Linked DNA regions of Mus musculus: all the other regions are linked to region 6. The links are chromatin loops, found by intact Hi-C in ENCODE. Cell type or tissue: left cerebral cortex. All regions are shown on one strand. Region 1 overlaps Dab1 (disabled 1). Region 2 overlaps Dab1 (disabled 1). Region 3 overlaps Dab1 (disabled 1). Region 4 overlaps Dab1 (disabled 1). Region 5 overlaps Dab1 (disabled 1). Region 6 has its middle 4.4 kb from the start of Gm40216. Region 7 overlaps Dab1 (disabled 1).

The links. A loop is a pair of places that touch in the nucleus more often than their neighbours do. Peaks named below come from ENCODE experiments on the same cell type or tissue, not always from the same donor. Only the 100,000 strongest peaks of a DNase experiment are listed, where the experiment ranks them.
Region 1: a loop joins it to region 6, with 3 times the contacts of the local background. A loop is called at or near these places in 7 of 42 quality-filtered maps.
Region 2: a loop joins it to region 6, with 4 times the contacts of the local background. A loop is called at or near these places in 20 of 42 quality-filtered maps.
Region 3: it touches region 6 in a loop (3-fold over the local background); 2 of 42 quality-filtered maps call a loop at or near these places.
Region 4: it touches region 6 in a loop (2.8-fold over the local background); 18 of 42 quality-filtered maps call a loop at or near these places.
Region 5: a loop joins it to region 6, with 3 times the contacts of the local background. A loop is called at or near these places in 19 of 42 quality-filtered maps.
Region 7: a loop joins it to region 6, with 4 times the contacts of the local background. A loop is called at or near these places in 21 of 42 quality-filtered maps.

The regions. Positions count from the first base shown.
Region 1 is chr4:104,723,699-104,727,698 of GRCm38, reverse strand. Dab1 (disabled 1) reads right to left here. Exons shown (of 18, transcript NM_001369047.1): 15 at 1-139. Among named protein-coding and RNA genes, the nearest start is that of C8b, 41 kb to the left of the region's middle. In left cerebral cortex, a CTCF peak has its summit at 1,825 (motif pointing left); DNase peaks (open chromatin) are centred at 1,836, 3,223 and 3,858; H3K27ac peaks cover 85 bases.
Region 2 is chr4:104,676,111-104,680,110 of GRCm38, reverse strand. It overlaps Dab1 (disabled 1), which reads right to left. Exons shown (of 18, transcript NM_001369047.1): 8 at 1,278-1,409; 9 at 539-658; 10 at 3-41. Among named protein-coding and RNA genes, the nearest start is that of C8b, 88 kb to the left of the region's middle. In left cerebral cortex, no CTCF peak of the experiment used is centred here; a DNase peak (open chromatin) is centred at 1,723; H3K27ac peaks cover 528 bases.
Region 3 is chr4:103,689,647-103,693,646 of GRCm38, reverse strand. The region is part of intron 1 of Dab1 (disabled 1); the gene reads right to left. Among named protein-coding and RNA genes, the nearest start is that of Dab1, 72 kb to the right of the region's middle. In left cerebral cortex, a CTCF peak has its summit at 1,706; a DNase peak (open chromatin) is centred at 1,746; H3K27ac peaks cover 217 bases.
Region 4 is chr4:104,506,987-104,510,986 of GRCm38, reverse strand. All of the region lies in intron 5 of Dab1 (disabled 1), which reads right to left. Among named protein-coding and RNA genes, the nearest start is that of C8b, 260 kb to the left of the region's middle. In left cerebral cortex, a CTCF peak has its summit at 2,296; DNase peaks (open chromatin) are centred at 1,436 and 2,525; H3K27ac peaks cover 284 bases.
Region 5 is chr4:104,648,669-104,652,668 of GRCm38, reverse strand. All of the region lies in intron 7 of Dab1 (disabled 1), which reads right to left. Among named protein-coding and RNA genes, the nearest start is that of C8b, 120 kb to the left of the region's middle. In left cerebral cortex, no CTCF peak of the experiment used is centred here; DNase peaks (open chromatin) are centred at 731 and 2,128; H3K27ac peaks cover 1,533 bases.
Region 6 is chr4:104,892,500-104,896,499 of GRCm38, reverse strand. It overlaps a transcript of Fyb2 not described here. Among named protein-coding and RNA genes, the nearest start is that of Gm40216, 4.4 kb to the right of the region's middle. In left cerebral cortex, a CTCF peak has its summit at 2,288 (motif pointing right); DNase peaks (open chromatin) are centred at 2,005, 2,294 and 2,868; H3K4me3 peaks cover 633 bases; H3K27ac peaks cover 1,421 bases.
Region 7 is chr4:104,663,819-104,667,818 of GRCm38, reverse strand. The region is part of intron 7 of Dab1 (disabled 1); the gene reads right to left. Among named protein-coding and RNA genes, the nearest start is that of C8b, 100 kb to the left of the region's middle. In left cerebral cortex, a CTCF peak has its summit at 2,069 (motif pointing left); a DNase peak (open chromatin) is centred at 2,060; H3K27ac peaks cover 483 bases.

The DNA of each region.
Region 1 (4,000 bases), 170 kb after region 6:
CCTGGCTGGCCCCATGCGATGGGCTGAGCTCCTGGTATCACCTGAGCGACGGGTGGCTGAGCACCCATGGCGATCTGCTGTTGAACAAGGGGCTGCTGGCCCCAGAAGGATGGGAGGACGGCGCCCATAGCGACATAACCTGGAACAGGAGAAAGGAGGATCAAGCATCCTGGGGGGAAAAATCTACAGATTTGAGTGATTGACAGAAGTGTACTGCCCATTTACAGAGTCCCAAGCTGTACTAGGACTTCTTGGGTCTTGACCTCTAGATGTTGACCTACTGGTGGAGGGGCTAGCCCTCATGGGAGAGGTCTTAAGTAGGGGTTGAAACACAGCTTAAATCTGGGAATAATAACATTTCCCCATTGTTTCACTTTCCTGAATCTCATAGTTCAGGAGACAGAGCCAGGCACTGAGACCTAATTTTCATTAAGTTTTTCATCAGGCAGGCAGGGTGCAAAGTAAAACTCTGACTGTTAGAACTTCAGAGGCATAGATGAAAGGCCAGATGGCTGCTTCCTCGATGTGTCATCTGGGAGTGCCCCTTAGGATCTGCCATGCTCCAGGCTCTTATCTATAAAATGGGCATACATTATCTCCTTATTTCTGTAGGATGATCTGAAGATTAATATAATTCAGTATTCAAGGAAGGGACTATTGCACCCGACACAGAGTGAACGTTCAACAAACATTAGCTACTCCTGTAACATGGCCCAGATGAACGCTGAAAGGTACATGATAGCTTGCTTGTTGTGTAACTGACAACACCTTACTTTGGGGGTGGGAATACATTACTTCTGTAGGATTACTTTTTACAAGTTTACAAAATAAAAATTGGAGGTTATTAAGCCAATGAGGATACCTCATGCCATGTTTGGTATTACAAACACACCCAGGCAGGTTCTCATATTTATCACCATGGTAACTACTTGCCCAATTATTCTTTTTGGGTGATTGCAATAGGAAGGGAAATGCTGAGGGTCACACAGCTTGCATAAGGTAGGATCAGGATCCAAACTGAGCTGAGTCCATCTCTAGTCAGGATTCTCTTCCTCGTGTTCTGTGCAGCCATCCAGATGACCCACACCTATTTCAGGGTTTTCATGGCACTGCGTCTGGACTACTCTGGGTCCACTGGAATTCTTACATGCTTCCAGTGGTCCTCATGGTTCTCATGGGGACACATACATGGACACCTAAGCCTAAGAGACATGTGGCTGTTCAGTCGGGGCAGAAGGTAGAGAAGCTAGCTTTGCCCAAAGAAGCACTTCAAATGACTGCCAGAATAAAACTATAGGTGCAAAAACGGTGAGATCAGAATGAAACAGGAGAGGATTCAGGGTATGCTAGCAACACGAAAAAGGATGATTGACAGGTGCCGTAGCAATGATAACATCATGGTTCATGTCAGCGACTCTTCTGAGCCCACAGTGATCATATACGAGAGTACCTGGTTCTAGTCTCAATTCAACTGCCCCTCAACCGACTGAAGCTGGATCAAGTCAACATTCCAAGTCTAGTCATTTCTCCATTCCCTTGCCAAGCTGCCTCAGGAGGAAGCTTTAGACAGGGCACAAGGATTTGTTACTGGTGAATCCAGCCACTGTTAAAGGCTTTGAAACAATGAAACAGACATCATGGTAGAACTCTAAGTTTGTTTTTACTGGGGTACACTGTTCAAGCTCTTGATTTATTCACACTGTTCGGTAGCTCACCTACTAATGCAGTGCCTTGACCTCTAACACACTAAGTGACAACAGGGCCACTTGTTTCTCTTGTTCTTTGATTTGCTTTGACATTAACTAAATTATTCTCAGAGGGAATGCTGTCGCCCCCTAGGGGTGAAGAGAAAATTGGTGAGATGTTTTAGTTGTTATGGTAACTGCAGGGAAGTCTGGGCTCCTGGTTTTTAAGGGGCTACCAGCATTGACAGCAGATATCCAAAACTTGTGAGACCAATGCACAGCACAATGACCGATTCTGCCTCCTGATATAAGCCTAGACAGACCAAATGGCTAAGAAATTCAATTTCTCTGCACACAGAGTCAACACCTGTGGTTTCCCAGGAACGTGACAAGTGTGTACACTCAAGGAAGAACGTATGTCATTTGATTTGGAATGTGCGAAAGAGTTTTGGAAAAGGGTGGTCCCAGACAGAAACACTCATTAACAGTTAACACTCATTGTGGCTGGGGCTAGCCTGTATTTTCAGCTGCAGTTTTTCCTGGTAATTCTGCTCTCAGGTATAGTCATCTCATTACTTACTCATTATGTCCTGCAGTATGGTCATGCCCAAGTATTTCTTTATTGAAACACATGCTTTTATTATAAATCACTTCTCATTTCAATTCCATACTATCAGTGTAACATTATACTGATTAAAAATGGTGTAGGAAAATAATGGGTTCCTATAACACTGCAGATATTTGCTATTTTGAGGAGAAAAAAGGATCTAGGCTTCAACTGTGGGTCTTTCAATGTCCTTAGTGACTCTAATGCCCATTTTAATGAGTGAGCAGAAACCTTCAGTTTTGGCCCAGTCATGCCTCACCCTCCTTCCCACCATTCTTCTAAAACAGAAATATACCTATTCTTTGATGATGGGGTTATAACCTATAGTAGAGATACTGTAGGCGATAACCTACTGCACAGCTAGCTAAGCAGCCCAGTAGACTGTGGAGTGAACTTTCCCTCTGATTGCATGGGTGTCTGGGAGCCACAGCTCTCTGTGGCTGCCCAGCAATAGAGAGAGCATTGTACCCCATATTGTTATGTTGGGGGAAAGATCAACACTAACAGTGTGGTTTCTACAGAATGCATATTGCCATCACATAATCACAAAGAAAAATCATTTTAAGGAGAAGCATCCTGAGCCATGAGTTAGGAGTCGGTGCGGCACTTCGAGGTCTTGAGCATAAGGCTCAGCGACATGGCTTTGGCTCACGAGTACCAGCTCAAGAGATCCAGAGGATGGACATCTTCATGTTTTTCCAAGACTGTAATGGAACCTAAGAGCCACAGGTAGATTCATCTCTGATGATTGTACTGTTGGAGGCAGCAAGCCCCCCCCTCATATTTTCTTTTTTCCCCCCACAGGGAGCTAACAGATGGGCTATGCACAATTTTTGGGAGAGAGCTATTAGCATGTCTCTCTGGCTTCACGCCATCTGCTCCAGACCAAAGTATAATATTCAGAAGAGAAAAAGGCAACCCTGGGTAATTGGTACCACGTTGAGGAGTTTACAGATCTCATTCCATTTTCCTGGTTGGGGGAGGAGGGGCTGTTAATCCTGAGCTCTCACCAAGCCTGTGAGCTACTGCTTTTTAGCCACAGGCCATGCGCATGCCTGAATGGACATGGACTCAGCAATTGGACTAAAACAGCGCTGGTTTCAGGAAGCACCTTCATGGCAGCCACGGCAGCTACCTAACAATTTGTTAGCTGGAGACTTGTGTGCAGCAGCGGAAGGAAGGGTGCCAAGAAACATCTGTTTGTGTCATAAAAGCTCAGGCATTACAAACCTCTTTGCTGCTTGCAAAGAGGGAACACCCACATTCCCACCTTGCAGATAAAGGGCATGCATGCGTGTGTGTGTGTGTCTGTGTGTGTGTGTGTGTGTGTGTGTGTGTGTGTGAAATATTGCAGTCTATAACAAGATGCCAGCTCAGGAGACACCAGTACCCATGACTGAGGAAAGAAAATAACAAACCGGAGTAACCTATAAGGAACACATTGGAAACAAAGGCTCGCTGCATTTGTATAGAACATGTTTGGTACCTCCTAGCTACATTGCCTCCTTTGACTCATTCATTCATCCAAAAATATCCATGCTGGATGCTTGGCTCTGATTCAGTCTCTAGAGATGCAGCGAGGAGCGGAACAACACCCCTCCCTTTTTTGGTGGGGGAGTAGATGCTTGCAGTAAGCCTCTGGGGTAGCTATTACCACTTTCTGTTTATTCTTATGCATAAAATTCTCCTTCTATGAGGGCATAGCTTA
Region 2 (4,000 bases), 220 kb after region 6:
ACCTGGTACACGGGATCTTCCACATCCTCTTCCAAAATGGTCTATCCCAGCCAGGGAAGGGAGGGAGTAGCAAAGGATGCAAAGGAAGAGAAGTGAGATTATCTTCAGATGTTACAGCACAGTAGAGAGCCAGCATTTATTAGGATAGGGAAGGAGGCCATGAATGCAGAAAATACACAAAGAAACTCCAAATCCCGCAGCTCTCGCCCCACTCACTCCCAGCATTAACAACAGCAAAGCCAGAAAAGCTGCTATGGGCCTTTAGTCTTCCTCCCCTGAACTCTTCCCCTGGATTAAAGAGTTCCCTTTCTCTAACCTATCTAGAGTCTCAGAAAAACAAAAAACAACAACAACAAAAAACAAAACAAGAAGGATCCCTTCTAATGGCTTGGTTTGGGTGTCTGAAATCTACCCAGGATCCTTTCATCTCTGCTTATTTCTGCTCAGCACCAGGAGGAGATGGTTCGACTAGTCGGTTTCCCATCTGTTTACTGCGGGCCCCGTCTTCTGCAGCACTGGGAGAAACACATTGGTATACCTGGTACACAGCTTGTTCACACTGCTTATCCTTTTGTGCCTTTTTTTCCAATTCTTCTCTTTGCTTCAGCTCATAGATGAGTTGAAAGAGATCTCTCAAGTCCAGGATAACAGGTTCAGCCTGGAGTGAAGGGTGGTGGGACACATTAATAACGAACGCTGCTGAAGTGCAGCTACTAATTTTTGTCTGCGGCTCCAACCCGCAGCCCTTCCCTTTTCTATTAAACTGAAAGCATTCCATTCTTAATTAATTCTACCTTGTTTATATTGGTTTAGCAAATTGCTTCTAGGCTAAAGTTCATTTCTTCAACTAATTATATTTGCAAATTCATAATAATCATAAGCATAAAAAGCATTGCTTTTATTTATTAGTGATTCGGAATACAATAAAATTAGGGCAGGCCATATGCAAAATAGCTATTTGTTTTCTCTTATTTTCTTTTTAAATGAGGCTATGAACACAAGGAAACTTATTTGTATACGTGTCTCTATCTAGCTTAATCAGAAAGGGAAAGTAATTTGTCATTAGGAAATACCCATTAGGATTAGAAAATAAAGCTGAACGGGCAGAGCCTTGTTTCTTTGCTTTAAGGCTGTTTATCTTTCCTAGGATGGATTCTGCACATCAGCTGACAGTGGCGGTCCATCATTTGGTCAGGCTGGGCCTTGGAAAATCCACAGTGTTGACTCTGTCCTGCCCCGTAACAAGGCAGACACCTGTATTGGACAGGAATACTTACCGCCTGGGCTGTTTTGATGGCCACAAATCTGTGATTCCCTTCCTTCCCGCAAACGTATCCGAAAGCCCGATGATCTGTGATGTCCTTCGCAATGTAGGAAATTTCATGAACAGCATGGTGATGCTGAAGGGCCTGGGGACACACAAAAGGAAGACGGTGTTTCAGGGAACACACCCCCTCGAGCTGTTGATCAATAAGAGATGTGTTTTCACCATGTGCGAAAGGCCCAAGGGGCTTTGGGAAAGCTGTTTGCTACAGATGGAAGGAAAAAGAGCTACGCCTGCCCTTGAGAAAAGGAGGTCTCCCTCCATGGTCTCACTGCTGTGACCAGAGTGAAACCAGGACTGTTCATATGGGGGTGAGCATCTGCAGAGGTGGCTTCACACTGCCTGCCAAAGCCTCCCAGTTGAAAGCAGCCCACATGCTTCTTTCTGCTTGCAACCTTCACAGCCCAGCCCCGTCCAATCTGTCTCGATAGTGAACACGCTTACGTTCTCAGGCCTTTGCATACAGAGGGAGGGGCTGTCCCCTAAACAACTCCAGGGAGTGCTGTGAACGTCACAGTACTTGAGTTTTGCAGGGCTACTGAGTTTTCCCAGCAGCTGGTTGAAAAATCTGTGTTGAGGGATGAATAACTTTATCTGTCTCAAAGTCATTTGGGCAGAGGTTGGGGCGCATGCATACACCCATGTGCACACACACACACACTTTTCATCGGCTAAGTCTCTCTGTCTGCAATGTCTTGATTTCATCACCATTTTAAATTCTCTTTTTGATGGCCACATGAAATGAACACTAGGTCTGTTAAGCAGCCCCTGAACGGGGCAAGCCTTGCCTCTCCTTGAAGGACTATTCCCTTCAAACTCATGATGGATTTCTCTCACATTAATGGCCACAGATTTTGTTCTGATAAGTTTGTCTGACTTCAGGACCACTGTCCACACTAGACTCTGTCTTCCTGAACTCTGCCATCTTCTAGCCTTGCCCTAAGCTCCTCCCATTTTGGTCAGCTGAAGAAATCTGATTTATGCTAGTAGATTGAAATTGGCCTTTCTGCCTTTGTTACTCAGGCTACCACAGGACCAAAGTTTCCCATCCTATTAGGAGATGTGCATCTTTGTGGTTATTTTCCTATAATAATCCAATATATCATATCAATTAATACTCTATAAAGGCTTGCAGATGCAAAGAGATGCTTGCAGTCAGTCCAGAATCCTTACAAAGAGCATTTTCTTTACACCAAGAAGCTTGAATTCTAGTCACTGTACCAAAGCAAACTACCCACTAGTCCTTTCTGCACCAGTTTATTTCCTAGAAAAAACACACCGAACGATCCTAATTCGAAAGCCCTGGCTCTATTAATAAAGGCAATAAAAAGGCAAATTTCAAAACCTAAAAGGACTTCAAGTACTATATTGAACAGATATGGGGAGAGTGGATATTCTTGTTCCTCATTTTATTGAAAATGCTTTGAGTTCCTCTCTCTGTAGAATGATGCTGGCTTGGTGTTGAAAGATATCAATTTATAATTATTCCTAATATATCTCTATATATTTGTGCATGCAAATGTTTAATTAGAGTTATATCTGCTTATTGTTGCTATGTTACCTAGCTTATATTTGAGCAAAATATACTCAAATAGTCCAAGAAGAAAAATGAATGTGTTTTATGGTGTATAAAATCTTTCCTATTCCTGGATACCAGGAAGAAGGGAGAAACAAAGGCAGCCCAGGCAGCTCCTCTATGCAAACTTTTGGGTCTACTAGGGTATGTATTCTCTTAGGTTCAGTACCAGGCTTCCTGTCCCTTAAAGCCACTCAGGTCTCCTGGCTCAGTTGGCCTCTGGTTCTCATGAGGATCATCACCTTAATTCTAGAGATCACTGGTCTTACAAAATGTCAATTCCTCAGCCTCTTGCTCGACTAGGCTTCTGACCATGCGCATCATCTGCTGCTCTAGAATGTTCTGCCTTGCCTTCATCTGCCACAATGCAGCTGCTACTCACCTATCTGATGACCCTTAGAACTCTCCCCTCTGCCTCATCCTCTTTCCAGGGACCCATTGCTCCCTGAACTGCAGTGTGGCATCACCACCTCAAGTCCTTAGTCTCTCAACTAGCAATATGGCAAGTTTATACTTTGAGTGGATTTTGAGTGATTCAAGTTGGTGGAGGAAGGGTTTGTTAGCAAAACAATCAGAATCCGCTTGTTTTGTTTCATCAAAAGGACAGATTTAGCTAGCAGAGGGAAATTGCTCTGAGAGTAGTAGTTTTTTTCATGGTGTTAATGATGTAAAATTGATGAGATTTATATTCACGCAACATGGGGCATTGATTTATAAGCTTTTGTGAGCTAGAATGGTATGTGGCAGGGGAAAATTGGAGACAAAGGCATTCTTTTCTCCTCTCCTTTTTTTTCCTGAAAGTATTTCTTTCCCTGCATAATGTAGAGGATGTAATCCATGTCTCCTATTAAATCCAAGTTTGACGACACTGCCTTATTGATTGCCAAGCAGAATATTGCTCTAAAATTAAGCAGCGATTAGAAATCTTCCTGGTGGAATTAGATTTAGAGATGAGTGTGCAATGGCAAAACTATCACCTACCATGAAGATGGCAGATGGAGATGGTTTAATTTATCTGCGAATCCTCATTAAGTATTTTAAATCAAAACATTCTTAATGCTTGATGATACCTAATATTGCCTTGCAAAGTGTTAGCTGTG
Region 3 (4,000 bases), 1.2 Mb after region 6:
CTTTGATTCTTTAAAGACATCATTTTCTTTATGACTATTTTCAGTTGTCCCAGGATGAAAGACTGAAGCTTAAGGAGGTAAGTGATGCTGTGAAGAGTGTACATATAACTAGATTGTAGGAAGACCTGAATTTCAGCTTCAGGGCTTGCTTCTTTCTTTTCTTTTTTTTTAAGATTTATTTATTATGTTTATATGAATACACTATAGTTGTCTTCACACACACCAGAAGAGGACATCATATTCCATTACAGATAGTTGTGAGCCACCATGTGATTGCTGGGAATTGAACTCAGGACTTCTGGAAGAGCAGTCAGAGCTCTTAACCACTGAGCCATCTCTCCAGCCCCCCAGGGCTTGATTCTTTTGCTGTAATGCAATTTCCCTTCACTCTGCTTTGTGGAAGAAGCTAAAACATTGAATTTACTCAGTACTTGTTGTATGCAAGGCTTGACTTGCTTTGTTTTAACCCTTACCAAAGCATAGTCCACATAGTATCCAATTCGCAGATTTAAATGTAATTCCAAGCTCTTTAGTAAATTCATAGCGCCATGCAATTATGCTGTGACTGTTGATGAGGATAGCTTTAGATCAAAGCAGATCTCTTATGACACCTAGGTCAATCCAGTCTCCATGCCCAGTGCCAGCCACTCACTTTGTTGCTTACTGCCTCTGCAGAGTTGCTTTTCTGGATGTTCTTACAAGGAGAACTCGATAGTATGATATGTTACACATGGGCTTCACTTTACTAAGTAGAGTAGTTTTCAGGCTCACCCATGGTCCGGCCTTCTCCTAGGTTGATTGCTCTTTGATGAGACAAAAATACTATATTTTGTGTATCTTTGCATTGACACATGATCATCTGAACTCTGTCTAGTTACTATGATTCTTTATATAATATCTCTCACATCTTCACGGAAGCCTCTGATGGACGGATAGATAGATAGATAGATAGATAGATAGATAGATAGATAGATAGATAGATAGATAGATAGATGATAGATACTTATAAGCAAACTTGCTGGGCTACTGATAAACTTATATTTAAGTTTGTAAGAAACTGGTTTTCCAAACTGTTTATACAATCTTATGCTTTCATTAAAATAGTTGAAAGAATTATATATGTTGTAAACTCCAGTTTCTTCCTATCCTTTCCAACATGTACATATGCATTGTGGAGTGAACTGCAGTGCAGTTTTAACTTGCATTTCCCTAATCATAAGTGATGTCATAGCTCTTTTTATGTGTTTACTACCTGTATTCTTCTTTCGGTAGAACAGCTATTCAAATCTTTGCCTTTTAAAAATTAAAGTTCTCTTATGATAAGATATATGTATATATGTATGTATATGTATATTTCACTATTCACTATTGCGCCAGGAAGATCAATATGGCCCTCACTACTGTAGAGAAAATAAATTAGAAAAACATTTCAATCTCTGCCCTGGGTCATCCCCAAGCCAATACCAAATCATAGCATTCTGTTCCCTGGTGTATTCTGGTAGGCAGTGGCTCAGTGAAATCCACCATGTGGTTACATGTTCTACACCAGGACCAAACAAAACAAAATAAACCCCACCAAGTTAAAAATGCAAGCACTTCTGAAAGAATGGCGAATTTCTGGCTTCCCGTGAAATAACAAGGCCTAACTATACCAGGCCAGCATTTCACTTGCTGCAAGGATTTCTGCAAGAGCTGTGTAGCAGTCGCCCCCTCCAGACAGAGCCTGCACTTACCAGGAAGGCCTCAGCCCAGTCCTTAGCATTCCAGCTCTGGGACTTGAGAACTGGTACTTCTATAGCATCCTACCCTGACATTTAGCATCCCACTGCCTTACACAAGGCTGTTTAATACAGACACTTCCTTACTTGAGTGAAGTAAACCTGACTTTACTAGAATATATGTAAGAACCAGATGGTAGAGTATCTAACAAAAGAGTTTATAAGTAGGACAAGCTTTGCTGAAGGTGGTATAAAAACGAGTCTCAAATATGTCTCTTCAAATCCAATATGGAAGACAGGCAACAGGGACTGCTCTGACAAAAGAAACAAGTGATGTTAGAGTTGTTGTCAGTCACCCTAATTCACAGAGGGAACTGAGGGGCAAAGATAGCAGTAATCAGCCTGAGTCATATGCCTGGAAGGGAAGTAGTACAGTAGCCCAGGTAGGTGGCTCTGAGCCCTCTGCACTTGAAAGGTGTCTGTCAGCTGCTTTCTGTGTTCCTGTGCAAGGGAAAAGTCTTATTGAAACTAGGCATGGTGGCAGATGCCTGAAACCCCAGCATCTGAGAGCTGGAAGCAAGGGGATCCGGAGCCCAGCCTAAGCATTGGCTATAGAATGGGTTCTAGGCTACTCAAGGCCACATTAGATTTTGTTGAATACCAGTGCAGGATGAGGTGATTGAAAAGCAAAGCTAGTCGGATGTGACAATATAACTGACTTAATAGTCACATGTTTGTGGGGCAGGTGGGGCAGAGTCATATGTTCCCTTAGCAACAGCTGTCCTTGCTACCAGGCCTGGTGCACTTTAGCTGTAAGGAGACTCTGAAGAAGAAAACTGACCCATGAGGTGCATTTCTGCTTTTATTAATTCCTCTATTTCAGTGGCCCTGGAAAGTACATACAACCATTCCCACATAAGCAAACTGAAAATGACAGCCATGCCACAAAACAGCCTATACTCACTCCAGAAATGAAGGGCAGACACACACCACAAAATATCAGAACTTTTATAAGAGTCCCAAATCCACTGTATAAAGGGAGAATGGTTGAGTATCTACTTTTAAATCTGTGAAATGGGTACAAACAAACAAGTCCACTTCCCAGGGGCTTTGTGAAAATCCGTGGCTACATCAGGTGCAGACAGAGTTTAGAAACAGAAGCACAGATTGAGGGAGCCATAAACCCTGGCAACACAGTCTCTATCCTTTGGGCATTCTAAAAGCAGTTGTTTCCCAGAATACCAGGGCTCACCTACCAATTAAAGAAATAGCCCTTCTGTCCTTTCCGAACACTTCCCACTTTGGAAAGCTATTGGAAGTAGCCACTAACTCCCATCCTTCCCGAAACTAAGTCTACCTCATCTCTGTCTCTTACAAGTAGAAACACAAACCTATGAACATGCACATACATATACTCACACACACACACACACACACACACACACACACACACACACACACCTTGTTTGTGGGATGAACCGTATCCTCACTTCCTCCTCTAAAGTCCAAAGCTGCACTCCATCAAAGCATTGCTATTAGGAAACATGAGTAATCAAGTCAAACTGAAGCCACACGCTAAGTCCTAATCCAGTAGGACTGGTACCCTTCTTAGAGAAGGCAATTTGAACACAGGGACTTTTACCATGTGAAGATTGGGAGACATGCTGCCACAAGCAATGACACACAGGTAACTAAAGGGAGGCTTATAAGAGGGCCTCCCTCATGACCCTCAGAAGCCAACCCTGTAGACACGTTGATCCTACTTTGAGATGCCAGCACTGCAAGGCAGTAAATATCTCTGTTTAAGCTCAGTTCTTAGCACCTCATCACTGTAAGCATAGAAAGCAAACATGTGCACATGGATGTATGCACAGCCTTGGTCGTGGACACTGTGTCTCTTGCCCATTTTTCTCATTTCTCTAAATTGTTCAGCAGCCCTTGACTGCTCCTGTTCAGTAACATGGGTTCAGTGACGCCACAGGATTGGTACCACCTCATTTCTTCCTTCTCACATCTTCATGTCTAATCTATATTTTATGAACATCTACAAATGCCTTCCATCACGTACATAAACTCTCACACATTCCATCCTCAACCACTGGAATAAACTTTTTCCTGGGAGAATATGAATCTTTTACAGCGAAACGTCTGGCCTTGAAAATAGTCAGATTAGGCTGTAAACTTGGTTGGCTTTCCTCACATTTAAAATGACAATTAAAGCTAACCATGGGATGGGGAGTCAATCTTGAGTGTTGTTACTGTTAGAAAGGAGGAAGTTCTAG
Region 4 (4,000 bases), 390 kb after region 6:
CTATTTACACTCTGATTTCCTGATAACATAGTATCCTTTTCTCTAACACTCATCATTATTCTGAGTTCTACTCGATGCTTTTCCAAACAACTAAAACTTCCTTTGGGAAAGAAGCAGACTTAGAGCCCTGTCTAGTTAGTATCCATGGCCCTACCTCTTACAAACAGACTGTCGGACTCCATCATTCCCGGGTGCCTCCACAGCGCTCAATCCAGTTCTCACAATGTGTCCCATTAGAGAGTCTGAAGTTCAGAGTGCTGACTCTATGCAGCCTGATGAAAAGCTCAAAAAGAAGTCTAGCAACGGTTTTATGTATCCATGGTGCACAAGCTACAAACATCACTTTTACAGCGGCTCAGTAACCTTTACCAGTCCCGTGTCACCATTCCATGTTAGAGATGCAGAAACTATGACCAAGGCTTGGACTCGATTCAGATCTCTTTGCACAGGTCTCATGCCCTTTCTACCTCTAGCCATTTCTCTCGTTTTCTCAAGGTCTGTGACACCAGAAGAGTGAAATCGCTTCTGCTGAGTAGAAATAAAGTGTCAAGAGGGCTTTCTTCACACTAAGGGCTTTAGTAGGCATCTGTTTTTGTTGGCTTCAGGTATTTCTTGATCATTTCTCAGCCCAAATACTCAGTATGTGACCAGAGTCCTCCCTACTCCCATCCCATAATCCAATTGGGTACCCTCTCCACCCACCTCCTGGGGAACCTCCCCATCCCAGGACCCTCCCAGGGAATCTTCCTACCCCTTACAGCACCAACCCTTCATCCTCCAAGGAACTGTTTTTACCCCTCTACCCTCCCTGGGACCTGTCACATCCCACCATCTTCCCAGGGAGCCTCCCACCCCACAAGGCTACCAGTGACCTTCCCTGATCCTATCACCTCACCACCATCACAGGAACTCTTCCTTCCCACCTCCTCCCTGGGAACCTTCTGATCCCATCTCAGGGGCCCTTTCAAACCCCACTCCATCTTCCCAAAGACCTCTTCCTCTCTACTCCTCTCCTAAGGACTATCTCCACCCCACCACCCTCCCAAGGACCTGCCCACCATCTGCCCCACCCCACTATCTTCTCAGGGAACCTCTCCACCCTGGCAGCCTTCCAGGATGCTCCCCACTCTGTCATCCTCTCAGAGACCCTCCCACCACAGCCATTTCCTTTCTCACTGCAGAGAATAGACAAGCTCGCTCTAGCTCTCTCCTGCCTTCTTCAGGACTCCTCCTCTGCAGGCTGCTCTCTGTAAATTTTTTCTCCTCTGCTCCCCAAAGCTGTTTGTCCTTCTCTTCAGCACTGACATGATGGCTTCAATGAGCTTTTCTCCCAAATGGCTTTCCTCATCCACAAGCTCTGTTACTTTCTCCCCTTGTAATTATTCTACATTTTTGTACTTTGAACTACATTTACCATCTGCTAGCCCAATTACGCAAATGATCCCAATCCTTTTGAATCTGGTTAAATTGTTCGACAGGATTTGCTCACCCCTCACTTCTAAAATCATCTGTGAACCTGGATGTGACAGGGAGGGGGTTCCACATGGGGAGGATGTCATAGTGAGGATGTGAGTACAGCCCAGCCCTGTGGGGGAGTGAGTTCTGTGTCTCTATCCCCAGGAGTCAGAGAGCTAACTGTGTCAATCCAAATGTGCGGGTTCAGCACCTTTGATGTCTCATTTTCTCATGCTACAAAAAGATGAATTCTGCCTTCTTGCCTCCTTGGAAGATTTTTTTTTTTGTGTGAGGATTAACGAGATGGGTTTGATTAAGCACCTTGGAGAGAAACACTGCATAGATCATTGCATCTGGATCATGCTACCCAGGAAGCTGCTGTGAAATAGGAACAGCAAGGCTCCCTGTGCAGTGCCCCTAGTCTACATTTCAATCCTCCCTTTGCCTGGATGGGGTCTTTGCTGCCCCCAGGCCACTGTCTGACCTCTTTGGATTCATTGACCATTCAGCCAACTATAAGAAGGGGCAGCTGGTGAAAGAGAAGACAGGGTCTCAGAGGCCTCACAGCTTAGGGGTGGGGGGTGGAGGAGCAGAGCAGAGGTGAAGGAAATAGCAGAGACCTATGGGATGAGAGGTGAAGAAGGATCTAGAAGGCTTGAGGATTTTCTGGTTCCTCGTAAGCAGAAGCAGGAAAGCAGCACGAGACAACAGAACTGTACAAAGGTGCTCAGAGCAGTACCCAGGGAAAGAGGCATAAGGTGGGCATTGCGTAGGCCATGATGGCACTGAGAGTAACAGTATGGTATAAACTGCCCATCTTAGGAACCCTGCCCTCTGTTGATGGCTGCTGTGGATACCACAGCACCAAATGAATGAGAACAGAGAGAAATAACTGAGGGCTCTCAGAGTCTACCTGCTCTCCAGATGATGGCGTTGTCTTCTCTTCCACATCTTGTTCTTTTTTTTTTCTTTTCTTTTTTTTTTTGCAAATCTCTTCCTGATTCCAACTGTTAGTTTAGGATTGAAACCCTGCCAAGACTTCCAGAATGCTGTGTCAGTGAGAGTCCCCGGTCATATTGATCACTCTGCCAGGCATCAGGCTCACCCACTTGCTCTGCACACAACCCTTCAACCCTTCATCCCACAAACTCAGCCAGAGGCCAACAACATGCCAAAGCTCAGACATGGGGTGCTAAAGATGATGCATCCCCCTCCTCTCCTAAGGTGAGCACCAACGGATATACATGATCCAGCGTCTGCCTAACAGTAAAGGGAGGTAGTGGGGGGATGCTTGCTGGGCTCCTGGTGAGTGAGCACATCTTCTGCATGCATGGATGCACTGACTCTTCAGATTCACTCTATAGGAGACGATCTCTAGACACACCCACTTAATCCATGAGAAAACTGGAAGATCTGTGTGTTCCCACTTTACCTAGTTATTCAAGTGCCCAGAATTTCTAGTAAAGTGCAGAGCCCCAATTCAAGCTTATGTCACTCTGAGTCAAAGCCCAGGATCTGAAGCATAGACTGAGTGTCACCTGTCAATGCCATCGGCTGAAACTCGCACACCCTGGGGCTACGGAGTACAGAAAAAGGTCTTCAACAGATTCTCTAGCGCAAACCTACCGTAGTACAGACAGGCCAACAGATGTCTGGGCATACACCTAAGGTCGCAAAATAGGTGTACTCCACACTCAAAGGACTTCACCATGCCCCATTCCACTCCCATTGACCCGGTTCAGCAGAACCAAGCTGCTCTCAGGCCTGTAATCATCAGGTTTCTCCACAGAATGGAATTATGTTTAAATAGTCAGAGCCTGGGAAGAGCCGGCCTGGGCTCCCATGCTGGCTCTGCCATCCTGTTAAACAACTTAGATTAATTTCTCTGTGCCTCAGATTCTCCCCCATATAATGGTAACAGCCACCAGATGATTCTTCTTGGTTTCTGTGTGTTCATGCGGAAGGTATTGGTGTACCTGCACATGTATGTGGCACGTACAGAGGGGTCAGAGAGTAACAGTCAGTGTCACTCTTCAGTCACTGTCCACCTTTTGAGAATGTCTCACTGACCTAGCACTTATAAAATAGCATAGCCTGTCTGCTCAGCAAGCCCCAAACACTTGCCTGGCTCCACGTCACTAGCCCTGATATTATAAGCACCGCTGTTTTTTTTTTTGTTGTTGTTGTTGTTTTGCTTTGTTTTGTTGTTGGATGAAGGTACTAAGGATTGAGTTCGTGCCCTTCTACCTGCACGGCAAGCACTTAGCCAACAGAGCCATCTCTCCAGGCCTTATCACACTGCATTTTGAGCCAATTAAATTACTGAAAAGACATGTACCAGTGGCTAGTCCAAACTAAGCACTCAATAACCATAACATTTATGACTACAGACTCTAACCCTCTCAGTTCATGCATATAAACCAGCCACCAGGCTTTGGGAGCAGCCCTGTCTTCTACTTCAGGCTTTGTAAGAAACAAGTCAGACTGCAGTTAAGTTTTCATACTTGAAAATGAACTTCTTTGGAGTCTGACATATTTTTTTTTC
Region 5 (4,000 bases), 240 kb after region 6:
AATGGTTACTTGGCAAGCTACAGTGGGGGACAGGAAGTGCTCAGAGATAGGTAACAGCAGGAGGGTCTGAGATGCTCAGGAAATAGGGGTCAGAGTGGAAAATGCCAGGAAATGAGGCTGGAGAGAAATTCAGAAGCTACGTGATGATTATTAATTATATTAAGTATTTTTAGTGCTTCTCCTATGTCGGGAAGTTAATCCTTACAGCTTTCCCATAGGTAGGCATTTCCAGGGCTGGACAGTGGCAGTCAGGATTTGAACTCAAGCACTCTGATCCCACAGCTCCTCCACACCAGCTCACTGTGTCAGAGACCTTTAGGATTCCCACCATTGCGAGGCACTGGGTATGATGTCTACTCCTGAGACTTGTGAACTGCGGCCAAGTCAGAGCAAAATGCGAAGCTATGCCCAAAAAGGACTTGGAACCAACAGACAACCCTTTCTGGTTCTCTTTTGTAAACTGACTTTCTAGCAACTGTCCTCCTTTGGTGATGCAATTATTTTGGTATTTAAAAACCAGTAACAAATTAAGGGAGCCACATAATCAACTGCTACATTAATTAGTCACCCTTTGTTGAAAGGCAAACATCCTGTTAAATGTGTGAGTTAATAATGACTTCTGCATCAATTCTCGGTTTTGCACATTCGCAAAGGCTTGACTTTGGTCCTTGATGTGCAAACCTCTTTGTCTCTCTCGATAGCTATTCTGAACCAGGTCCAATCGTCTCTGAGCAGGCTCAACTTCCAACAAAGGAGAGGCCTGGATTTTGGCACAGCCACTGTCATAAAAAGAAAACTATGGGTTCAGATGAGCAATGTGTACTGTTGGATCAGAGCTGTGCTGCTTGTTGCTGCTTCTGCGCATTTCACACACTGCTTAGTCACAGTATCTTAACACAATACGATCCTAGGGACTGGGGGCGAGGGGGTGGGGCAGAGAGAAGGACTGCAGGAAGCATCCATGGGGCACTTCCTCTGAGCCAGGAGCATTTCTAGGGCTCTATTTACTTAGTCCATACTCTACAAGCTAAGCATTGGTACTATCAAATTAACATAGCTTACAGAGAAGGAAACAGAGGTACAGAAAAGCGAATTAGCAGCATAAAAACACCAAGATGCTATGTAATATGGCTAGAGTTGATTCTTGGTTGTATGGTTTGAGATATTTTGCTTAAAATTGCAATGGCAAGACCTTCACCACAGTGCACATTTCTGAGCCTAGGACTAGGGTGAAACAGCAGACAGAAAGCAATTTAAGGAAAGAAGGAAGGGTTTGTTCTGGCTTACAGTTCTAGGGAACACATGCTTTCATAATGAAGAAAGTGTGCCATAAGAGGGGAGTCCAGCTGGTCCCACTGCAGTTCAGTCAGGAGGCAGAAAATGCTGAATGCTTGCGCCCAGATCCCTTGCTCCTTTTCATTTAGTCTAGGACCCCTAGTCATGGCACAATCCCATCTACAGTGAAGATGGTCCCTCCTACCTCACTAGGCCACCCAGCAACTCCATCTAGACAACCCCTTACAAACATCCTCAAGGCTTGTTTCCAAGGTGATTCGAGAGCCTACCAAGTTTATCACCGAGGTCAAACGTTACAGTGAGGCCAGAGGACTGAGCCTGAAGCAAGCCTGGACACATAGGAAGTTCCAGGCCAGCTTGGGCTACCTAGTAATACTTTATCTCAAAAGCAAAACAAACAAAACTAATGACATTAAATGAGTCACTATGCTATACTGCCACCTAAGTCAGAGACAAACAAGAGCCTATGCTTTCAGTGAGCTCCTCATTTTTTTGTAGCAGCAGCACACAGAGCCAATGCAGTGCCAATGAGGCATGAGCTTGGCAGGAGCAGGATGCTGCATACAGGAGTGGATGGAGGGCCTTGGCTTCAGTAATGGATACCCAGCTTCAGCTATTCCTCTCTCCTGTCCTCCTTGAAGTCAGCAGCAGCAGTTGCTACATACATTGGTAAAAGCAGGATAAGAACTGTGTTCTTTCAACAACAAAGCCCATGTGATATAAAGATGGCTCAAACTCAAACTCCTGAGGAGGGCTCCAACAAGCATCTTGCGGTAATGCTTGAAGATCGTACAGAACCGGGCCACACTGCCTCTTCATTATATTAATGCACTGTAATGATTCCATCCCGTAAATAGTGTTTGGGCTTGACTGACATGATACCAAATTTGCACTTGCATGCATAATTCTAGTATTTTATTATTAAACTGAGCTCACAGATTGAGCACCAGGATTTAAAACAAACAAAAAATCTATAATTACAGCATGTGGATTTTTCTTGCCGCCAGCGCCTGCCCAGCCATTTTCACCGTCAAGCCTGCTTTCTCTTTTCATAGCTTTTCCTGCTTCCAGTGGAGGTCGATGACACAAAGTATAGGGTATCATGAGGATGCAGAGTTCAGGGCTTCTCTGTCGCCTATTCTAAATCGAAAAGATGTTTTCATCTCTTGAATAGTTCATTTCTCTGGAGATGTAGATTTCCAATTGCACGTGCTATACGAGGCCAGAAGGCACTTGGTGCCTCCTAGAAACTGGGCTCAGTTATTTTTGGTTGGTGCCAAGGTCAAGGAAGTTTCAGCCCAGGAAGCTGACAGAGGCTAAAAGGAGGAGGCATCTCAGGCCTTGAGGTGGCAGAACACACAGAGAGGAGATGGGGGCCATCATTGTGATGATTGGCTTTCAGACACCCCACACTGGGTCTTTCTAGAGAAAATGGACCAAGTGGCACTATTTTTAGTTATTCTCAGCCTCTCTTTGCTGGGCATGGAGTCATGGGAGCAAAGAGCTAAATGTTCACATTAGTTAGTGGGTAAGATATTAAAATAAATGATCAGCAGGGGGTGGGTGGCTGGGGGCGGGGAGTGGACTTAACAGTGAAGTTCAGGATTAAGCTGAGACTGGAGGCAGACAGGTGCCAGGGCCCCAGCACTCTGCACACCACCTCAAGTGCTTTGGGATTTGTCCCAAAGTGCAAAAGGAAAGCACAACAGGACTTCCACACCAATGGGTTCAACTAACAGGACCAAAATCCATCTCCAACAGTATAGATTTTTTTTTTGTCTTAGTCCTGAAACAATGCATTGTAACATCTATTTCTACAACATTCTCATGGTATTATATATTATAAATAACATGACAGAATTTGCATAGGTTACATGGACTACAGTTTAATTTTATACTGCAGACTAGAACATCTACAGATTTGATCTCAGAGCCTAGTTCCATGTGGTGACTGTCTAGTAAGGAGATGTCTGGTGCTTGATAGTTGAAGAATAGATTTCAATGAGCCCAGAAGGTGTTACAAAAGGGCCACATGGCAAGAGGATGATCCAGAGGAGGGCTGACAGGATAAGCCATGAGGAAATGGAGGGCAGGAGGTTGAAAGATGAAAGGGAAGCAAATTTAAGAGTGGTGATCAAGTATATTATTTTTCTTAATGTCCTGACTTGTTCTGCCTTACAATTTGAGGAGGCAGCATTCGCTCTGATAGGGAAGACAGAGCAGAAACTGGAGGCAGTTCCTCATGCTACACAACACCACATTACACTGCACCACATTACACTACACCACATTACACTGCACCACATTACACTACAGCACATTACACTGCACCACATTACACTACACCACATTACACTGCACCACATTACACTGTACCACATTACACTGCACCACATTACACTGCACCACATTACACTGCACCACATTACACTACACCACATTACACTGCACCACATTACACTGCACCACATTACACTACACCACATTACACTGCACCACATTACACTGCACCACATTACACTACACCACATTACACTGCACCACATTACACAACACATCATTACACTGCACCACATTACACTGCACCACATTACACTGCACCACATTACACTGCACCACATTACACATTACACTGCACCACATTACACTGCACCACATTACACTGCACCACATTACACTGCACCACATTACACTACACATGCCT
Region 6 (4,000 bases):
CTGGCGGTTCTTCCAGGCCAGTGTTCAGTAAGAGATGAACTCACTACCCTGGAGTAACTGTGGAAATCAGTAAAGAAGAAAGGGACCATTGCTGAGTTGGAGAAGCAAAATAGAGGGGGCTATCAGGGTACAAGTAATGGGGAAAACAGGGAATGAGGGGCTCTAATTATGGAAGGGGAAAGATAAATACAAAAGATAGCGGGTAAAGTAGCTCTAAGGATGTCAGAAAAACTCATCATACTATTAACTATCTACCTAAGAATACCTACAATACAAGTAAGTCTGTGTATAAATATACATATATAGTTTGAAGGAAAATTTATCAGCTCTGCTGACAATTCTTCTTCCTAGGGTCAAAGTCATCTAACAAAACCCCAACACTAGGCATGAGAAGTCCTCTTCTGAGTTGCTGGTCAGAGTTGTCCAAGTAACTTTCAAAACATTACAGGTTGTTGCTACTGCTCTTCATTGCACCCCCAGAGGTGGAAGATAGTAAGTCTCTATTGCTAAAACCACCATGCATTTCAGACCTAGTGCTGAAAGAGTCTTGAGCTGAGTTAGTCCTCCCTGAGGACTAACTTTCCTGGCACCGGAAGCTGCCATGCAAGCTTCTAAGGATGGAGTAAACCAACAGTCTTACCCAGCTATGACATTTATGAACCACAGCAACCACCACCATGGTTTGCTGTCTCTAAGAGTGTGGTAGTGGTAATGCGTAACTAGGTGGTCACCAGGAACACTCTAATTGGACTTAAGATGTATTCAACAAGAAGGAAATTGTGTACAGTACTAAAAACCTAACCAACTACCCAGGGCTAGTGAAGTCATGGATCTTGGAGGAAAGCCTTTAACTGCTATTTTACTAAACTAGCATAATTCTTAACTACGTTATAATGTTGGTCCTTCTATTCACAGATGAGTGTAGCTTTCATCTCTCATCAAGGAAACTTCTCTTTCAATAAATAGAGAACATTACAGAAAACCACAACCAATCAAAGCATACTGTTGTGGGACCTAGTCCCAATGAATACATCTATGACATAACTCCCACACCCAAGGCTCAGAGATCACTGAGGAAGAGGGAACCAAAAGACTAGAAGAGCCAGGGGGATAGGGAGTTTGCTGTGATATTGTGTCTTCCAGGAATATCAGAAACCACAGCCACGAAGTCTCAGCAACACAGTTGCCTAAGCACGAGCTGAGAAAGGACAACAGTAGGCATGGCAAAGTGGACAGGAGGAAGAGAGAGGCCTCAGCCTGAAAGGAAGAACCAGAGGCAACTAAGCAGTGCTGAGAGAGGAAGAAACTGTCTTCCCCAGGGAAGAACACATGGATTGGTCATGCAATTCCAAATGGCCAGCCCTGAAAACATATATACAAGAAGCATTTACAGACTGCATTTATGCATTTATGTATATGTATATGTACATTCATATAAATATATAAACGTGTATATGTATGTATATTTGTGTCTGCTTGTAGAAGATGATAATTAATAAAAAAAAGATACTGTGAATTTGAAAGAGAGCAAGGAAGGGTATAGGGGAGGGTTTGGAGGGACGAAGATGTGGAGAGAATGATATCAATTGTAACATAATCTCAAAAAATGAAAAGAAATACTTTTCAAACAAGAGATGACTCCACTTTGCTCCTGTGATATCTTGGAATATTCCGTTGGCATTTGTGTGAACACAGAGACAGTGGGAGCCGTCACCAGGTGCTTGAGGGTTAGGCCAGGAAGTGCCGCAGCTAGCTTTTCAGCCCACTGTCTGGAACTGCTACTTGGGTCTCTAGTTACCTGCAAGGAAGGCAGGGCATCACAGTCTCTCCAGAGAAAGGCAGTGTGTGTATCTGCTATTGCAGTGGAGGGCGTCCCAGGATCCTGCCTCTGACCCACGGTTCTGAGACTCCCGTCCATCTCTCCACTGCACTCTCTCCGCGCACACAGTCACGAGTCATCCCTTCAATATCTTGTCCCTGTGATTCTCTGACAGCCAGCTTGCATTTCACTCCTCCGTATTTTCTAAAGCAAAGAAGAAACTCCCAGCTTTCCTGACATTTGATAGAACCAGGAAAGCTCTTACTACCTCCGAGACGTTCAGCCTGATAATGTATATGAGGAATAGATCATTTACTTACGCTCAAAGCAGATAGACTTTCTAAGGAGAAGTACTCTGTAATGCAGACATGGCTGGGAAGAATAAATCAAATCTTTCTGTGTACTTAGGGGAAAAGGAATTATTCAAATGTAGCCTACAGCTTCAGGTCCATTTATGGAGCCTGCAATCCTAAATAGTGACCACCAGGGGGAGCGCTAGGCCCATCTCTACACGGGTTCTATTTTTAGAGGCTGATACTTGCCTCAAGGAAGAAACCAAAGAAATAAGACTATAATACTTTTTTTTTTTTTTAAATCGGACCAACTTATAAATTATTTGTGAGTCCAATAAAAGGCAATTATCAACATTTCCTACTATTTCAAGAGTAATATATTCTATGTTAGAAAAAGATTCAATTTATTCCTTGGCTATGATTCAGATGACAGAAAATTGGAGGCAACCGAACCAAAAGACTGTTCTCCTGTGTAAATGTGTCTTTAAAACCCAAATCAGATGCTTAGGAGAGTGCTTGCTATAACGTAAGGCACCATTGTCTTCAAAGTTCCCCTGTCCTCTCTCCAGTCACTTGGACAAGCTGTGCCCTTGCTAGGTAGAGGTAATGATGTAACAGGGCGCCGTGGACAAAACACCGTCTGTGGCATTTTCTGGACACAGGGTGCAAGCAGCCTCTGAGGAACAGAGAGATTTGAAGCATGAAGCCTGGGGGAAGGGTGGATTGCAGACATGTAACAGACTCCCAGGACCCTAGGGGTCAAGTTAGGGGCCCAGAATCAAGGACAAGAGGACAGTTCTACAAGGAAATCCCCGGCATAAGGTCTGCTGCAAAGCCATGCAGTAAGGGAAGCACTGCAAAAAGAATTGGAACCTTGCCTTTCTGCGGCAATGAAACTGAGATTTTGGGCAAATGATCTTCAGGCTGCTCATAGCAGCTCTCTCACAGATTGGGCATAAATATGAGATGAGCTAAGTGGTGTGTGTGTGTGTGTGTATCTGTGTGTGTGTGTATATCTGTGTGTGTGTGTATCTGTGTCTGTGTGTGTGTGTGTGTCTCTCTGTGTGTGTGTGTATCTGTGTCTGTGTGTGTCTGTGTGTATCCGTGTCTGTGTGTATCTGTGTGTGTGTGTTTGTGTATATCTGTGTGTGTCTGTGTGTGTGTGTGTCTGTGTGTGTATCTGTGTCTGTGTGTATCCGTGTCTGTGTATGTTTTTGTGTGGCCATCACAGGTAGTCAACAAATACCCACTGTCTTCCTGGAAAAGGACTTGCATTTTCCTAAATACAGTTACAAATACGTTGGACCTCTGTATTTTCACAGATTCTGAGTCTGTGGTTTAGGCACTCAGACTTTGCTTTGAAGTCCTAAATGGGTGGGTGACGGTGGACCCATCTGGGCATGAGGCTCAACTCCTAAATCCCTTGGCTCTAAAGGAGGCCTGCTGTTAGAGGTGTTAGAATTTAGATGAATGGTGAAGAAAGGTCAAGACAGTGGGAACGAGAGCCTACAGCGATCTCTCACCCAGCCGCATGGACTAGCAGGAGGTACTTCCCTTGGCCTTGTGGGAAGCAGACCACATGGACCGAGGAAGATGAGCCGCTAGACCAACCTCAATGTCTGTCCACCTCGAATCCTTATATTGGGCCTAATCCTCAGTGTGCTTGTGTTTGGAAGGAGACCTTTGATAAGGTCAGAGCCATCCTGGATCCAACTGATGTCCACCTCCTGTCCCCCATGACAACAGCAAGAAGCCAGCTGGCTGTGACGTAGAAAGTGATTTCTGCTCAGACCCATGCCTACCTGTGCCTTGATTGCTTGGTCTCTAGAATGGTGGGGAAGAAAGGTTTTCTTCGGTAAGTCGTCTAGTCTGTGGCATTCTGTCACAG
Region 7 (4,000 bases), 230 kb after region 6:
CAGTTGTTACCCACCTCAAAAGTTCTGTTCCTGAAACTATATGTTCCTGTTGCCTGCTGAAATATGTACTGTCCTTCTTCCTGAGTACGTACCCTGAAGTCGCAAATCTCAGCATTTCAGGAGATGCCCTAATTTGGGAACACTAATCATATACACAGTAAGAGAAGGCCATATTGGAGCATGGTGAGACCCTAATGCAACTATCACAGACAAGGGGGAAACTGGAGAAAAACAAGCATATCTAGAGAACTCCACATAAAATCATAGCAGAGATCATGGGGGGAGTATCCCCAACCCAAGAGGTGTCAAAGAAGATGAGTAAGCCATGAGAAGAGCACGGGATCCTTTAAGAGCAAGGGCAGAATCATCCTGTAGACACTGGCCTGAGACTCCCAGCCTCTGACACAGTGGACAGCTCCCCCTGGTTGTTTCCATTACCCAGTATGCTAGAGCTTTGCTGCAGTATCCTTAAGCCATTAGACATCTACATTGTATTTCTAGGACTCTTTATTTGAGAAGGCTGTCAGGACAACAGGGTGGTGGGGTCAGGGGTAAAGGAAACCAGCACTGAACAGTTGTGATGGTATCTTGTCCAGCCTCTGTTCCCTGGGTGAGCTTCCCTGTTCCCTGCTGTAAGACAAGGAGGCAGGGCTATGCTGGGCTGGTTTTCAGTATGAGACGGGAAGCCTGGTAATAGTTTTCCTATTACTGTCAGGCCATGCTGCTGCCGCCATCGGAAGCTTGCAGTGTAGTGCAGCGCCGTGCAATTTACAGCTGCATCTGTCCAATTAGTTCCCATTTAGCGCTGTGCAGCATTCCCCAAATACGCCGCAAACCACTGAGGCGGTGGGCTGAGCTCACAGAGCACAGGGATCAATTGTTTCTCTTACACTAATTGGCCCCATGATTTGTTAGGCTGTTGCTTTGGAAAATGAACTGTCAGTAAAAGAAATTAGCACAAAACTGCCCCCTTCTTCTTCAGAAAGGCATCAGGTGCAGTTCTATCATCACTCCAAGCTACCTGAGGGTGTCAGAGGTGGAGTGGACATCAACTCAAAAATCTTTTTCCTATTTGAGAAGGGAGAAGTGTGACTCAGGGTGGTTAAGCAACTTGCCTAATCAATTTTCAATCAATAGTGAAGAACAGGCTGGGGGTGAAGGGCAGTGTGGTGTCAAGCTTCATGGGTAATCTGGCTTTGTTCGGTTGTCTTCCCTCCCATCTCTCCTTCCTCTTCTTCACACAGCTTCACCTCTGTGCCAGACTCCAGGACAGCAGCACCCGAGTGAAGGTGGAAGAAGGAAAGCTTCTGCAGTAAATACCACTCTGCATTGGCCCAGACCTCGGAAGCAAGCTTGACTCCTACAAGTGACCATCAGGACTGTGTGGGATGCTGGGGCTAGCAAGATACCTGCCCCTTTGCAGCTCATTTCCATAGCAGTGTGACAGGGAAGCTAATGTTGTCAAAGGACCCCTGCCCAGTCTCTCAATGCATGCCATGATCTGTAAATCTCCCTTTGTGTGTCTGCTTCCTTGGTTAGCATATGATTCTTCCATAGACTAAGGAAACCAGAGAAGTAATTTTAATTTTCAGTTCTTCTTCTGTATGGTATCCCTATCATCTAGCATAATGTCTGAAAGTGTGTGTGTGTACTCACATGAGTGAGTACGTGAGTGCTTGCTCGCATGCACACGTATGTTGTTAGTAATGATTTGCTGATGAATGACCAAATACTGTGCTTATATCATAATCAAGGTAAAAACAAGGTAGAAATAGAGGCTTGAAGTGACTGTGGAGGAGGAAGGCCTTAAGATAGTCCAACCAGAACAAAAGCAGAGTCACATAGCTATAAAACACATGGGATAAGAAATGCAGCAGTTTGGGACCATAAAATGTGACATCAAGGGTGACAGTCTTTGAAGGTGACAATGGGAGGAAGGGCCAGGGGATGAAGGAGTTTCAAGCTAGAGCAAAACTGAGGGCTGGTGGAAATGTTCAGTTCAACTCACTGCAACAAAATTGATCCTGCTGATTCTTGGATGACAGTTACTTCAAAGGGCTCCCCCTGCTGGAGCAGTTTGTCTAAGGGCCTGGGCTAGAGTACACATGAGCTGAGCAACCTGGCCCTGGGTTGTGAGAGCAGACTCTGTGGTTTGTGTGGGTGTGGGTGTGGGTGGGGGGTGGGGTCTAGAAATGTGCTTGTGAACTGAAGATGAATACTAGTCTCCCTGACCTATTAATTCCTGCTTGGCAGGCCTCAATCTGTGGCCGCAAAACTTCAAAGTCTCCTAGCAATCAATGACAGGATTTTGTCTTACTAAAACTAAGACATGGTGTTACAGTTAGATGTGGCTCCTGACTTCATTATATGGCTTTATGTTAACTTATGGTGAATTGTGAGCAAGGTGTGAAGAAGAGTTGATGGTTTGAATTGTTCTTGGCTCTCCAGTTTCTTCTATCTGTGATGTGGGGAAGTCACTGATCTGGTCGTCCTCTTTCATAAGAAGCTATTTTGGGGCATCACCTTGAAGACTGCATGGTAAACTTATGTGCTTAGGTGGTATAAAAATTTGAGTGGCACCTGATGTGCCAGAAACAACCTTAGACATAGAGCTGACTTGCCTGCCCTTCCAATCATTGTGTGACCCTATAAGACACCACAGAGGAACAAGACATGGAAAATATATGTTAATTGAGGCAGCCCCACCTCTTTAGGAGCCCATGGTCAGGAGAGAAAAGTTTGGAGTCTCTACTCTAGTCTACTCTACTAGAGTAGAGTCTAGCAGGTTCTCAGAGACCTGGAGATACTGAGACCAGACCCAAAGTGGAATAAACTGGGGAGCTGGCCTCTCTAGTAAGGGCTGCTAAGAAGAGATACTTAGGTCAATAAACAAAAGTTAAGGATCAACTAAGGGACAGGCAACCACTTTAAGGCATGGGTAGTAGTGAGGGCCATGGCCAAATGCAGCTTGCTTTGAGGACTTCTGAAAACTCCCAGGGTGACTGATAGGTGTGCATCTGTGTGAGGTCATCTATGTGTTCCTTGCAGAGTCACTCATCACTGTGAGCTAATGGAGAGAGAGGACAGGGCTAGTATGGAGGCCCAGGCACATCATCTTGGTGATTTTGTGGCAGTTTCAGGGTAAGACAACAAAGGATCGCCACTCTGGCTTCCAACTCATCTAGCTGTCCCAACTTGTCTCCAACCCCTTTCTCTTCTAAATCTGCCGTGCCTTTTCTAGAAGCCTTGACAATATTCTCTGCCTAGGTTCTCTGGTCTCCTTCTAGACTAGGCCTCAATCATGGTCTATAAATGCATGAATACATACATATAGGTATAGTTTCTATAGGATCAAGGCCAGGTTCCTGGGATGGCTCTAGCCTGTTTCCATTAGAGGCCTGCCTGAGAAACTTCCAGGAAGTCAAAAGATCTTTGTTCCAGCCATCAGCTATCGAGAGGGCATCTGTCTCCCAGCCTCTTAGGGAGCATCAGAGCTTTAAACATTTGTTTGTGAGCAAACCCAGGTGGATTTCATAACGATTAGCCTAACCTTGAGGTTTTGTAATATTTTATTCTCCTGACTGCTCCATTATTCCGTTAGTCCCCTCTGCATAAACGGGGATAGAGTATAGCTCCTTTCTATGTTAATAGTTTATGAGTTAAATCTGTTTTGCCATTTTAGCTAACACGGGGTGGGGCTTCTCTTTCCACACTATTTTTATCTGCAACTTGAGATCCATGCTTTAAGCTTAACTTAAAAATCACTTTGACTATTATCACCCCAGACCCTGAGGCAGTCTGGCTAAGAGTGAAGGCTCTAGAGCCAGGGGTCTCTACTCATAGCTGTGCACCTCTGGGCTGGGCGCTGCCGGTGGGTCTGCTTTCTCACTGGCTGATGAGAATAACTATTCCCACCTGAGAGTAGTTATGAGCCCATGGATTCACACTCAGGACAAGCTTAACCTGTTGCCCCTGGGTACAGTAAGTACACAATAAAGAT